Regions from separate parts of the Homo sapiens genome. Here region 2 is linked to region 1. Evidence: chromatin loops called from intact Hi-C (ENCODE). Cell type or tissue: Caco-2. All regions are shown on one strand.

The links. Peaks named below come from ENCODE experiments on the same cell type or tissue, not always from the same donor. Only the 100,000 strongest peaks of a DNase experiment are listed, where the experiment ranks them.
Region 2: it touches region 1 in a loop (11-fold over the local background); 1 of 110 quality-filtered maps calls a loop at or near these places.

What each region holds. Positions count from the first base shown.
Region 1 is chr20:25,952,972-25,955,471 of GRCh38, reverse strand. No RefSeq gene overlaps it. Among named protein-coding and RNA genes, the nearest start is that of LINC01733, 1.6 kb to the left of the region's middle. In Caco-2, no CTCF peak of the experiment used is centred here; a DNase peak (open chromatin) is centred at 1,351.
Region 2 is chr20:25,862,134-25,864,633 of GRCh38, reverse strand. No RefSeq gene overlaps it. Among named protein-coding and RNA genes, the nearest start is that of FAM182B, 67 kb to the right of the region's middle. RefSeq lists enhancers at 1,386-1,435, 1,546-1,615. In Caco-2, no CTCF peak of the experiment used is centred here; DNase peaks (open chromatin) are centred at 743, 1,293 and 2,422; H3K4me3 peaks cover 1,980 bases.

The DNA of each region.
Region 1 (2,500 bases):
ATCAAGACACACAGCAACAGACAAATTTCAAAAACTACACTGAGTGAAAGAAGCTAGACCCAAAGATTACATGCGCTATGGTTTCATTTATATGAAGTTCAAGAACTGGCAGAACTAACTTATGGTGATAGAAACCACATCACCAGTTGCCTTATGTTGCAGCAATACTGACTGGAAAGCGGTATGAGAGAAGTTTATGAGGTGAAAGAAATGTTTTGTGTTCAGATTAAGATGTGTGTCACTTGGGTTTATACCTTGAATATGTGTATATTTCACTCTATACATTTAATTCCTCATAAAATAAAATAAAATAAAATAAAACTGAAGAGAAGTAAATAAGAGTACTATGTCTTTATGCTACTCCAAAGAGAAGGTTTGCCTCCAAAAGAGAAGCCCGAGAGCTTTACTTTGAGCTATAACAAAAATAAGGTTTCTGAAGAAAGAGGAGATATCAGACAAAAAGTTGTTTCTCTAGGAATTAAAAAAGAAGCAGAAATAGATAAAGAAAAATTGTTCTTGTGAATTTAGTGCATAGCAAAATATTATTGTTTTTAGGGCTGAGTCTCTTTTCTCCTAAAACCTGGATATGCTGTATTCTTTAAGCCAATTTCAAGAAATAAGTGAAAAATCTCATAGGAAGAAAGAAAGGAAAATCGCTCTTTGAATATACACTAAAACCTGAATGTACAAATGGTACCTATCAGTGTACTAGGGAAAATGCACAATACACTTAAGTTGTTTAATTTGAATAGAATATAATAAAAGAGTAAATTAAAAGCTGTGGATAGTGTATAGATAAACCAAAAGGGATAATTCTGTATGTACCCTGCAACTGTTACCTTCTCTAGGCCTGAAGGGATGAAGGGCAGTATTAGTTATCGAAACTTGGAGACAAAAAGGCCGTGTGGAGATAACCACCTTCAAGACAGTGATCCAGGGCATTGGTGAGAGATAAAAGCATATGGCTTAGAGAAGGAAGTTATAGAAAGAAGATTATTAGTGGAGACAAGACAAGCCAGTGGGGAAGGAAAATGGTGAAAACAAAGAGGAGGGAAGAGGACAATAGTATGTATGATGAGTCCAGTCAGGCACTGGGGACAGGGAAGTGGGTGTGATTTTGTTTTATTTAACAACAAAATAGATAGAGAAATGAAAGGCAATGAAGTGCACATGAATAAGCTGGTTTCTACTGTGGGCAACTAGGGTTCAGTCATGCTGGAGACTGTGAAAGACGTCGAACACACCTTTATAATTGGCCACCTGAGGAATGAAGGAGCCGTGTACATAGTAATTTCCTGATTTTATCTATGGACTAAAGGTTGTGTTAATAGCAAAACCCACAGTTAATTTTGCACCATCCTAATACCTTGAGCCCTTAACTTCCTGGCATTTCTTGTCTGCTAGGAATAATACTCAGAGAATGGCCTCAGGCTGAGAGATGTTGAGATAGAAAGCTCTTTAGAATATAAGAGAAACAACAACTGAAGTTGCAGGTGATTTCCAGAGCAGCCTTTAGAGATAGGAGTGAAGAATGCATAGCTTCTGTTACAGATAGTAATCAAGATACACAAACTCTTCTGTGGACTTCTAAGGTGTGATAACTTCTGAAAGCAAAGAAAAATGGCATAAAAATAAAACAGAATGTGATAAGGAATGACTAGAGGATAGGCTGTAGGAAAGAAGGAGAAAGAGGAAAGGTCAGTTTAGGTTCAGTTATTTAAGAAAATCTCTTTGAGGAGTAGGAATTTGAAACCAGTTCTGCAGAAATCTGGGGGTAGAACATTTCAAACAGAGTAAAATAGAAGAACAAAGACTCAGAGGCAGGCTCAATCTTGGCAATAGGCTCAACAATCAGACAAAAAAAAAAGCAGAATAATGAGGGGATACAGAGTGATAGGAGATGAAACGGGAGAGGGGTTCAGATTACATGAATTTTATAGGACTTGGTGATTTAGATTTTATTCCAGTATGTTGAGAATCCACAGATCATTTTAAGCAAAAATAAATGGCATGATCTCATTTATATTTTAAAAGTCAGTTGGTTTTCTCTGTATAATATGGATTTTTATGGGGCAAGAAGGAAGGGAGTTGTTACAGGTACTTGAGAGGAAAGATGATGTTTGCTTGATAGGTCGGCAGCAATAGAGGTGGGAAAAAGCAAGCAGATCAGACTCACTTTTGGATCTTTAGTTCACTTAAAGTGTTGATACATTGGAGCATAAAAGATAAATATTTTACTTTTCATCCCTAAAAGGCAGAAAAATATAGGGGCAAAAGATGGAATGTTGGAAGTTTAGGAAATGTGGTTTTTGACTTGACCTTAAACTGTTCCAGCTGTATATGATCTTAGGGCGATCATACAGCTGTTTTGGCTGTGGCTTCTTCATTTCTGAAATGGCATTAATAATAACATTCCTATAGCTGAGGTGTTAAAGATTAAAACAATAGAGGTAAAGCAGTCTTGAAAATTTCAATGTAATACCTAAATTTGAGGTATTAT
Region 2 (2,500 bases), 91 kb after region 1:
CCTGTCCATCAGGGACTTCCCAGTCCGTGACTTCCCAGTCTGTCAGGGAGACATTTCCTGGAGATCCCTGTTATGATTGTTTCTCTCTCCAAACCTGTTTCTGCTTGATTGGGCAGATCTCGTGACCGTGGAGCTCTTTGCTCCCATAAGTGTCTCAGACAGGAAAGCTTGCTTGTTCTCCATGTTTCCCTTCATGGGTGCGTGGATTGCCTAGAAGGAGCGCTAGGCGACCGTGACTGGCCTTGTCTTCAAGAACAGGTAGTGTCCCATTTCCTCTGCAATTCCTGTCTCATTGTTGAGGGACACCTCTCCTCTGCTTCTGGGTGGACTGTCTCCCTGGATCTTTTGCCCGTAACGAAAGTCAGGGAACCAAGGTGACTGGGCTGGGTCTGGGGCTGGGGCTGGGGCTGTTGCTGGTGCTGGGGCTGGGGCTTGGTGCAGGGGAGGTTGTGTGAGGGCTACCTGGGCGGTGGAGCTTTGGCCTTGGGGTGAATTTTGCAGAAACCTATTTGTTGCTCTGGCAGGAATTTCAAATTTTGGATCCGGTCAGTCACAAGCCGCCTCCTGTTTCCCAAGTGTTCTTTAATTTTTCATTGCTGTGATGGAAATGTCACTTGACCCTCCCTTCCACCGGGCACATGCCTAGACAGCATCGTTTGTTTCGCCGTCGCCCCACATTCCTCTGGTTACACACATTCAAGCCATCTGCTGTGGGATTGGTCAGTGCCACACGTCAACGCATGGTCTCCACCTGGGATTCGCCCCTGTTCCTGTTTGCACGTGTCCTGTAAATTGCGATTGGCTTCCAGAGCCCCAGGGCTTTTAGAAGCCCGGCAGGCCAGTGTTCTTTAAAAGGAGAAGGGAGGCAGAGGGCTGATGGATCAGTGAAATTTCAGCTGACAGCATGCCTTGAGACCCATGGGATCATTGTGTGCTGCAGCGAGGCCCTGCCTGCCTCACCAGATGTGGTGAGCCCATCCTATCTCACTCGGTGGGGGCCAAAATCAGATCTGAAGGGGAGTCCTGAGAACACAGCAGGCGTCCTGAAGCTCCCCCTCCCTCCCTCGGTGGAAGTCGGCTCAAGGAGTTTCTGAGGACAGGACTCCTGGGGGTTTGGCCGTGGGACAGAAGAAGACACCCGCGGTCCCCTCTCCCACGCCGACCCAAACTGGAGCCCGGATCCAGCCGCCGCCGCGGCTGCAGCAGGAGCCTCCCTGCCGCCGCGCTGCGGTGGCGTTATTTAAAGGGGACGCAGCCTGACCGCCAGGAGCGGAGCGCCAGTCGGGTGGGCCAATGCGCATGCGCGAGGCGCGAGCGCCTTCTCCCGTCACAGTGGTTCCCACGGTTGTCTTAGAAACCAGTCCCCGAGGCTTGGCAAAGCAGGAGCGCTCCGTGGCAGTGCTTGTGTGTCGGGGCTCTGAGGCTCCGGCCTGACCTCTCCTCGGGGTCGACGGGAAGGTCTCCGGATGCCAGGACTCGCAAAGGGCCGACCAGAATGAGGAAATCCCAGGCGGAGTCCGGGGGAGGCAGCACGGCATCCCAGCCTCAGGGCTGCCCGGACGGTGTTGGTTGGGGTGAGTCTCGCCAAAAGTCGTGCCGCGGTGACCTCCAGGACAGGTCGGCCTGAGTACCCCTGCGGTGCTCCCTCACCCGAGTGTCGATCTCGTCAAGAGCAGAACCCCGAAGCCTCAGGGGTTGCCTTGGGGTGTGTGTTTCAATGCCTCTGCTCAAGGACTCTGTGTGTGTGTGTGTGTGTGTGTGTGTGTGTGTGTGTGTGTGTTTGTGTGTCCGTCTGTGAGTGTGTGTGTGTCTCCCATTCTCCCTTCTCTCTCTGTCTCTCAGTCTCTGTGTGTTTCTTTCCCCTCTGTCGGTTTGTGTGTGAGTGCCCATGTGCGTGTGTGTCTTTGGCCGAATGTGCCCTGTGCACCACAAAGCGGTTTCTCGCTTGGCGGCCTGTCTCCTTCTTGAGGGACATCCTCTCCTCTGCTCCTGGGTGGAAAGACTCCCTTGATCTTCCGTCTCAAACGAATGTCAGGGACCCAAAGGGACTTGGCTGGGGCTGGGGCTGTGGCTGTGGCTGGGGCTGGGTGCAGCCGAATTTGCCTCAGGGCTACCAGCGCGGTGGAGGGTTGGGGGTGGGGAGAATTTTGCAGAAACCTCTTTGCTCCTCTGGTAGGCATTTGAAAACGTGGCTTGGGTCAGGCACAGGCGCCCCCACCCGCCGGGTCCCAGGTGGTCTTCGATTTTCCTTTGCATTGATGGATAGGTCACTCGTTCCCCCCTTGCACCGGCACATGCCTGGACACCACCGTTTCTTTCGCTGTCGCCCGGTTTGCCTCCGGTGACACACGTTCACACCATCTGCTGTGGGATACGCCAGTGCCATTCGTGTTCACATGGTCTCCACCTCGCAATCTCCCCTGTTCTTGTTTGCACGAGTCCTGTAAAGCGCGGTCGGCTTTCCTGAGCCCCAGGGCTTTTAGAAGAGGGGTAGGCCACT